Linked DNA regions of Homo sapiens: region 2 is linked to region 1. Evidence: read pairs that join two places in POLR2A ChIA-PET (ENCODE). Cell type or tissue: B cell. All regions are shown on one strand.

Region 1 (5,000 bases):
TGGTCAACAACGAAAAAGACAAAACTGCTAAAACAGAGAAAAATGACAAATCATATAAGAAAACAATCATAAGAATTACTGATTTATAGCGAGGAGTGGTGGTGCACACCTGTAATCCCAGCTATTTGTGAGGCTGAAGCAGATCACTGAAGCCCAGGGGTTTGAGGCTGCAGTGAGCTATAATCGCACCACTGCCCTCTAGCCTGAGCAATAGAACAAGACCCTGTCTCATTCATTCACAAAAGAATTACTAATTTCTTAGTTAAAAAAATAACTAAGGCCAAAAGACAGTGGAAGGTCATGTTAAGTGCTCTTTTTTTTTTTTTTTTTTCTGAGACAGAGCCTTGCTCTGTCGCCAAGGCTGGAGTGCAATGGTGCTATCTTGGCTCACTGCAACCTCCACCTCCCATGTTCAAGCAATTCTCCTGCCTCAGCTTCCCAAGTAGCTGGGATTGGCGCGTGCCACCATGCCTGGCTAATTTTTGTATTTTTAGTAGAGGCGGGGTTTCACCACGTTGGCCAGGCTGGTCTCGAACTTCTGACCTTAGGTGATCCACCTGCCTCGGCCTCCCAAAGTGCTGGGATTACAGGCATGAACCACTGTGCCCGCCCTTTTTTTTTTTTTTTTTTTTTTTTTTTGAGACAGTCTCGCTCTGTCGCCCAGGCTGGGGTACAATGGCACAATCACAGCTCACTGTAGGCTCAAGCAATCCTCCCACATCGGGCTCACAAACAGCTGGGACTACAGGCGTGTGCCACCACACCCAGCTAACAACACACTTCTAAATAACAACACACTTCAAAGAAAAAAATCACAAATGAAATCAGAAAATGCTTTGAATTTAATCAAAATAAAAACACAACGTACCGAAATTTGTGGAATTCAACTAAAGCAGTACTGAGAGAAAAATGTATAGCTTTAAATGCCAATATCTGAAAAGAAGAAAGTTATAAAATCTCCCAAGATTCTGGCTCAAGACACTAGAAAAAGACCAAATTAAACCCAACATAGAAGGAAAGAAAGAAAAATAAAAGCAAACATCAGGGCAAACAAAAACAATAGAGAAAATGAACAAAGGCAAGAGTTAATTTTTTTTTTTTTTAAGATTAACAAAATCAAGACTGGGTGCAGTAGCTCACATCTATAATACCAGCACTTTGTGAGGCAAGGCAGGAGAATCACTAGAGGCCAGGAGTTCGAGGCCAGCCTGGGCAACAAAGTGAGACCCCCAACTCTACAAAAAAAAATTTTTTTAATAGCCAGGCACAATGGTGTGCGCCTGTAGTCCCAGCTACTCAGGAGTGTGAGGTGTGAGGATTGCCTGAGCCCAGGAGTTGGAGGTTACAGTGAGCTATGACCACATCACTGCACTTAAGCCTGGGTGACAGCAAGACCCTATCTCAAAAAAAAAAAAAAATTAACAAACTTGATAAATACAGATTAACCAATATCATGAATGAAAGACAAAATAACGGCCAGGCACGGTGGCTGACGCCTGTAATCCCAGCACTTTGGGGGCCCAGGTACGTGGATCACCTGAGGTCAGGAGTTCGAGACCAGCCTGGCCAACATGGTGAAACCCCATCTCTACTAAAAATACAGAAACTAGCCAGGCGTGGTGCGCCTGTAATCCCAGCTACTCGGGAGGCTGAGGTAGGAGAATCACTTGAACTCGGGAGGTGGAGGTTGCAGCAGTGAGCCAAGATCGTGCCACTGCACTCCAGCCTGGATGATAGAGCGAGACTCCATCTCAAAAAATAAATAAATAAAGACAAAATCACTACAGACCATACATATATTATTAAATGAACGATACAATGAACTTTATGCCAAAAAAATCTGACAACTTAGGCAAAATGGACATATTCCATGAGAAATATAACTTATCAAAATTGACATACTATAGACTAAAAAATCCTAATAGCCCTAACTCTACTAACTGAATTTGTTATCAAATGCGAATATTCACACAAACCAAACCACAGGTTCAAATGGCAAATTCTCTCAAACATTTAAGGAATAACTAACATCAATTGAACACTTCCAGAAAAATAGACGAATATTTAACAACTGATTTTGAGGCAAGCATAACACCTCATATCAAATTGTGACAAAGAAAACATGAGCACGTATGCAAAAATCTTTAACAAAATACTGCACTAACAAATGGAGTCTAGTAATATATTTAAAAATGATTCATCATGACCAAGTGACGTTTATCACAGGAATGTAAGGTTGTTAAAACAACTCATCAACACCCACACCATAATACTGCAGGAGAGATCTTTCACAAAAATCTCATCACATTCCTCACTTTCTCAAAACTCTTTGGCTTGGTTTTTGGCTTCCTATAACCACATACAAGACAGAAACCTTAACACAGCATGTAATGCTCCTTTCACAACCCCAGCCCCGCGCTACAGTCACATCTCTAGGTAGTACCCTCCACTATGTACCCCATATTCCCACTACAATGGCCATGTCCTCTGCCCAAGATATACCACTCCCCTCCCTCCCTCTATCACAAATGCCAAAGCTCCATCTTGTTCCAGTTTCTCTGAAAGTTTTCCTAACTTTATCAGGTTGATTTCATTACTCCTCTCTCTACACTCCCACTGCATCTTTTGTAACCCTCAATCACAACAGATATTACCATTTCTTTGTTTTTCTTTCTATTCAACTATCACTCCTACAGGGCAGGGAATGCCCCATTAACAGAATAAAGAAGAAAAACCATATCATCATTTCAAAAGATGCAGTAAAAGCATTTGACACATGTCAATACACATTTATGAAGGAAAAAACTCATCAAATTAAGAATTAAAGGAAATTTCAATCTAGTAAAGACATCTAAGAAAAATTTAACAATTAACATCATTCTTAACTTTCAAGTAGCAGGTGTCAACATTTACATTAGCTTATTTATCTCTCACTGGTCTTAACAACCACCCTGTTTAAATGTGAAACAAAAAGAAAAAAGGAGGAAGTTATTGTCCCCTGGTATAATAGCAACTCTCGGTCAAAAATATTAAATCATATACTCAAGTAAGAAAGCCAAGGCAAGAATCCAGTCTTTCACCCAAAGTACTTTTTCACTATAGTACACTATCTCTAATATTCAGGTTCATGTCACAATGGACAATTAGTCCCTCCTACAAAGCATACTTTGGGAACTTTATCAAAGACTGAGTACTGGTTCTTATTGTGACAATTCTCAACATTTTCTAGCAATGCCACTAGTTTAGGTAACTATGGCGAATAGGCAGTAAAATATGCAAACAGTTATTATATTTCATTAGCTGATCAAAAAAAATTGGACAAGTACCACTAATGTGGAATGAAAAATTTTTAAACCCACATTAAGGACCCATACAACAACCTCAAATCCCCTTTCCTTAAATAGGGGTGCCACAGAGAGGAAAGGGCATAATCATTGGTCTGCTCCTTCCCTTTACTAGTCTAAAATGCAGCAGATGCAGCAGAAAAATTGGTAATTTGAAGATGTATTTCTAATTCGCTACCTGTCAGCAGCAAGCTTAGGACCACAGCTCCTTAACAGAGAAACCAGAGTGACATGGCCACTTCTGAGTTTCTGTCTGTGATTCATATGAATTTTTCACGCACGAAAATATAAATGTTGCCTTCACATCATTCCTTCTGTGATTCACCACAGCAAGCAAGTTCCACAATGAGGTTAGATCTGCTTCTTTACTGCACAACATGCACTTCACTTTAAAGCACACAGGGAAATCCAAGTTTCTTCAAATAATGCTTACAGAACTACAAAAAAAGATAGGAAGGATTTTTCTTCTTTAAACTAGCTTTGCCACTCAACCGCCTATAGGCCAATCATTACTATGCATTCTCTTTTGTATCCTTTTGGGTCCCCTAAAGGTGAACATTTGACTTTGAGTCATCATCTGTCTGAGACAAGACATTAAACAATTCAGACAAAATAAGCCTTCTCCACAAATGGAGTTGCCTTCTGTGTGAGCATCCCAGGTCCTTAGTAAAGCAGTCCGTATGTTTCATGACAACACAGTGCCCTTTACAGACAAATTCCTAAAAGGCTTCGTGAAGTTCTTACCTGACCTTACCACTGTTGAAAGTCAGTGACCACAGAGCTATCTCTCACTGACATTTACAGTGATTGAAGTAAAAATAAGAACCTCTTTTCTTTAAGTGACACAGAAAATTCAAAGGTCACTGGATAATACACTACACCAAGTACAGTGCACCAGTATCTCAGATACTTCTACACTCAAAATGTCTTTTTCAACAATCTTTGGGAGTGTCCTGTGAAAACCACTGGGTAACCTAATTTTTAATCAAGCAGTCAACAAAACAGCCTTAACATGACTACTTTCTGGATAAGCCAATATTTTAATTTCAAACTTCCCTTTAATTCTAAGAATTCAGACATGTTTGGACAGTCTAATAATGTCTTTAAAATTAAAAAGCTGTCTTTTAATTTAATTCTATTCTTATTAATCATCTAAGAAAAAAAGAAGTGGGGGTTATCAAGATAATTTAGAGTTCTCTCAAATACCACATCATATAACAACATTGGGCAAACTATATATAGACCAAACCACCTAACTTCACAATACCACCCTCAAATCTAATTTCAGGAAGAAACAAAAAAGACTGGAAAATAAAAGAATGATAATCTCACCTAATCCCATTCTAACATACTTTTTTTAAAAAGCTTCCCTTTAGCTGAACAATTCCAATCAACTCTCCTACTATCCACCTGGGACAAACAGAGCTCCTACTATCTCCAGGTTAAGGTAGGAGTTGCCACTACAGAGCCTGGGGCAGCTCACATCTAGCAGTTTGGGAGGCGGAGGAGGAGGCAGAAGGATAGTTTAAGGCCAAGAATTTGAGACCAGCCGGGACAATATAGTGAGACCTCCATCTCTACAGCAGTGAGGGGCAAAAAGATAGGAGTTGCCACCAGAGATATGGCATTAGGGCACACAGACCAGAAATTAAGTAA
Region 2 (5,000 bases), 110 kb before region 1:
TTTAAATAAATCACTTTTAAGACAAAAGTTTCTGCCAACTAGCTTTTAGCACTGATACACTGCTTTGTTCAAATTATGTAATCATATACAATTTAAATGTTTTCAGAAAGTACCATCTTCACATCCTACCATCAACTATAGAGGAACTCACAAGGGAGTGACTGTTGTTCAAATTTTTAGTTTGCTTTCTAGTACCACCTGAGGGAATGTGAAAGCTAAGACTGCACATCTGAGCCCCCATTCCAACCCATGGCTCTGCCACTGATAATATACTCCCTCTTCTCATATGTACAACGGGAAACCTGGACAGTTTTACCTTTAAAGCTCTTAACACTTAGTTCATCTGACTCAATTTTTGTTTTAGTTTCTTTCTCAGCAGTTCTAACTAATTGTAAGAATTGGCATTTCATGACCTTTATACTTTTGAGTCACTGCAAGAAATTTCATGCTCTATCTTGCAATTACCATATTGGTCCAATAGACTCACTTTATAAATATAAGACACATTATGGAAGTTTAGCGATCTTATTTTTCCTATATCTTGAAACATGTTAACATTTCATCATCCAGATAGTTTACCACTACTCATCAATTATATCCAACTGTGCTTTCAAAAAGACTATAACCCAAAAAAGAAAAATGATGGAATCACCTACAGTGAAGGATGATGCAATCATGAAATAAATAATTATCCTTCAGCTTTTTTCATTGCACTGCCCAAAGTAAGTCACGTGTTGCTGAACAATGGGGTTATCTTTTGAAAAATGCAATTTCATTGTTGTGTGAACATCATAGAGTGAACTTCCACAAACCTAGATGGTATAGCCTACTACACACTTAGGCTATATGGTATAGCCTATAGCTCTTGGACTACAAACCTGTATAAGCATGTTACTGTACTGAATACTGTGGGCAATTATAAAACAAAGGTATTTGTGAATCTAAACATATCTGAAAACAGAAAAGGCAGAGTAAAAACACCATATAAAAGATAAAAAATGGGGCCAGGGGTGGGGGGTGGCTCACGCCTGTAATCCCAGCACTTTGGGAGGTCAAGGCGGGTGGATCACCTGAGGTCGGGAGTTCAAGACCAGCCTGACCAACATGGAGGAACTCCATCTCTACTAAAAATACAAAATTAGCCGGGTGTGGTGGTTCATGCCTGTAATCCCAGCTACCTGGGAGGCTGAGGCAGGAGGAGAATAGCTTGAACCCGGGAGGCAGTGGTTGCAGTGAGCTGAGGTCACACCATTGCACTCCAGCCTAGGCAACAAGAGCAAAACTCCATCTCAAAAAAAAAAAAAAAAAAAAAAAAAAAAAAGATAAAAACTGGTACACCTGTATAGGACACTTACCATGCAGGCAGCTTACAGGACTGGAAGGTGCTCTGGGTAAGTGAATGGTCAGTAAATGTGAAGGCCTAGCACATTACTGTGGGGTTTATAAACGGTACACATGGTACACCAAATTTATTGTTTAAAATATTTTTTCCTTCTACTTCTAAACTTAGCTCACTGTAACTTTTATATTATAAAACTTCTGAATTTTTAAAACCTTGGACTCTTTTGTATTAACATTTAGCTTATAACACAAACACAATGTACAGCTGTACAAAAATATTTTCTTTATATCCTTATTCTATATGCTTTTGTCTATTTTAAAACATTTTTATTTTTTGTTTTACTTTTTAAACTTTTTGTTAAAAACTGCAACACAAACACATACATTAGCCTAAGTCAACACAGGGTAAGGATCATCAGCATCACTGTCTTCCACCTCCACAAGGATTTTTTCCTACTGGAAGGTCTTCAGGGGTAGTAACAGGTATAGAGCTATCATCTCCAGTGACAACACTGCCTTCTTCTGGAATACCTCCCGAAGGAGTTGCCTGAGGCTACTTTACAGTTAACTTTTTAAAAAAATAAATACCATACTCTAAGGATAGATAGCATAATAAATACATAAACCAGTAACATAGTCATTTCTTGTCATTATCAAGCACTATGTGGTGTACATAATTGTACTGGCTATACTTTTATACAACTGGCAGCACAGTAGATATACTTACACAAGCATCATCGTAAACACATGTGTAATGTATTGTGTTAGGATGGCTACCACGTCACTAGGCAATAGGAGTTTTTTCAGTTCCTCTATAATTTTATGGGACCACTGTTGCATATGTGGTCTGCCCTTGATGCAAACATTGTTACACATGACTATATTTGCATCATCTTTCACCCTCTAGAAGGCTGCTCCACTGCTTATGTCATTTACAAATATAAAAATATATATAATTGGCTACATTTTTATTGCACAACTGTGAAAGGAAAATATATCTCGGGACCCCAAAATCACTAAGCCAAAGGAAAAAGTCAAGCTGGGAACTGCATATGGCAAACCTGACTCTTATTCTATCCCTAAATAAGATACATACAAAGATTAAAAAAAAAAAAAGCTACATACCTCCCTCACCATTTGCCCACAAGGAAATTCCTTGTGGACAAAGGACAGACAGAAGACAGAACTCAAAGTTGTCCCTCTGCTCACATGAGACAAACGCACATCTGATTGCTTCCTTTGCCCTATTGTTTCACTAAGCCAGACTAAGGCATAAATGACTATCCTTGTAAATGGCGTATTCTGTGAAACCTTAATCAGAAACTCAAAAGAATGAAACTGTCATTTACCTGCTTATGACCCAGAAGCCCTCTCCCCACTTTGAGTTGTCCAAACTGAACCACTGTAAATCTTACATGTACTGACTGATGTATCATGTCTCCTTAAAATATATAAAACCAAGCTGTGTGTGCCCTGACCACGTTGGGCACATGGCATTAGGACCTTCCAAGGCTTTGTAACAGGTGCATCCTTAACCCTGGCAAAATAAACTTCCTAAATTGAGACTTATCTCAGACACTCTTCGGTTTACACAACTCATGTTGACCTTCTACAAGGAAAAATTTTTTAAATAATATTATTTCCCCACAAGCCACCACCCAGAGTCAAACACTATATATTTTGGTGTTTCCCATCAAAAACATACACATATATATTTACATATTACAAATTTTAAATTTAGAATTTATAACAAAACTTACTGAGAATTCCATGATCCTCCCACAGTAACAATGAGCATTCTAAAGCACCTACCTAACCATGACCAAAAATCACAATACCCTAAGATCTCACTACAGTGGTCACAGACATGAAGCTGATGATCCTGGCTTCAATATGGGTGAAAACAGTTATTTTTAAAAGAGAATATTCACAGAACAGCATCACTTAGTCCAAATCTGAAACAAAGATAACAGCTGTCTTCTCATTCCAGAGTCCTGAACAAGGTCGTACTGTGATTTATAACTGTTGACCTCACCATGTTGTAGTTTTTGTTTAAGTGCCCCAAATGTCTTGAAATACAAGAAACACGCTATTCCTATGAAGAAAATACCATCCTAAGTCAGCCAAAATTGTTCTACCTATACATCTATCACCACAAGCATCCCTATCAGCCTCTAGGCTGGAACTACCAGCTAGGTATGGTTGCCTTAGGCTCAGACCACTGATTCCTCATTTCCCTTTTAGGAAACTCAGTACTTTAAATGTACCCCCTGCTCCTTGCTATGTTCTCCTGGTGCCCTCAGAAGTATATTCCAATTGTGCTTTTTTGTGCACAAGAACAAATAGAAAGCAGAGAAATAAATTCCCATTATAAATTTTCCAGCAGGAATCTACTTCACCAAGCTAGGTACTGCTTACCCTACAATTAATTTTAATATTGCAGCAGGGAAGGCTTTTTTCCTTTATGTTTTAATCTGGGGACAAGAACAAATCCAGTAATAGAACGTCAACATTAATTTGAGGGGAGATGAAAAATGACTTAATAACACTGCAGCAGGATTAATATTGTACGATAGATCATGAAGTCATAAAACTCTTGACAAATTCATTTTTGTATCACTGTATATTCTTGCTAATAGGGCAGGGCATATCTGAAAAGCTGTTAATACCTTACTGCACAAATGCCGATCAAATTGTACTGCAAGGGGATGTATTGTGCAGGAGGTGGAAGAAGAGAATTGTCCTCACCCATTGCAGTTTGCAGTTAAATGCAGCAGAAAGAAGAATAAGGGTAGAGTGGTTTCAAGCAGGAAGCTAATACTTGCTTCAAATCAAGTGATACAATTCAGAAAATGAGTTGATGGTTACCAGGAAAACAAATTGGAAAACAGATCAGCAAATGATACAAGAGAGATTTTACCCAAACAGCTCTAAACAAGGCACCAAGCCAAGAGGCCAAATAGGGAAATCTTTGCCTAGTCTGACACAAAAGCAGCTACTACAAGGTCCTTAAACAAAATGTACATTAAAAACAACTACATCCAAGCGAGGCAGGTTAACAGGGACTGGATTTCTCTTCCTGCCTGAAACAAAAACAAATAAAAACAGACAAAAATTACAATTTTCATGACTCTGGATATCTAGCAAAAAAAAAAAAAAAGACAGTGACCTCTGAGAGATGGGAAACAAAGGAGACCAGCCCTACAATTGTCTTGGCTTATTGCCTTGAAGAGAATTACTGGGCCATGGAACAGAGAAGGGAACATGAAGTGGAGTACAGCAGTAGCCCTGGCTTGGTAGGCATGTAACCTGTGCAGCTGCAGCTCCGAAGGGTGCAGTGCTTGGTTTAATGATCTGATTAAAATTAGAATTTTAAGAAACTAAATAATTTTTTAACAAAGGCTCACATTTTCATTTTACACTGGGCCCTGCTAATTATATAGCTGGTCCTACTCAGCAGATGTGGTAAGTTGAGGAAATAAGCTAAGAGGCCTGATGAGAACAAAGCAGCTAGAGTTCACAGAACAGAAAAACACACAAGGAAGAGTTATATATCAGGAGAGGATCCTGATTATTCAGCCAAGTACAGGTCAGCACATGCATACGAAAAAACTATCTGATGCCAGGCAAAGAACCATCGTAATGGATTGTTTTGACAG

What was found. ChIA-PET counts read pairs that join two places held together with the same protein. Peaks named below come from ENCODE experiments on the same cell type or tissue, not always from the same donor. Only the 100,000 strongest peaks of a DNase experiment are listed, where the experiment ranks them.
Region 2: POLR2A ChIA-PET joins it to region 1 with 7 read pairs; 5 of 35 experiments call an interaction of 5 or more read pairs at or near these places.

The regions. Positions count from the first base shown.
Region 1 is chr6:37,865,932-37,870,931 of GRCh38, reverse strand. All of the region lies in intron 1 of ZFAND3 (zinc finger AN1-type containing 3), which reads right to left. Among named protein-coding and RNA genes, the nearest start is that of ZFAND3, 49 kb to the right of the region's middle. RefSeq lists silencers at 2,660-2,729, 3,673-3,873. In B cell, no CTCF peak of the experiment used is centred here; a DNase peak (open chromatin) is centred at 2,881; H3K4me3 peaks cover 1,223 bases; H3K27ac peaks cover 2,576 bases.
Region 2 is chr6:37,979,665-37,984,664 of GRCh38, reverse strand. All of the region lies in intron 2 of ZFAND3 (zinc finger AN1-type containing 3), which reads right to left. Among named protein-coding and RNA genes, the nearest start is that of ZFAND3, 160 kb to the right of the region's middle. In B cell, no CTCF peak of the experiment used is centred here; a DNase peak (open chromatin) is centred at 2,154.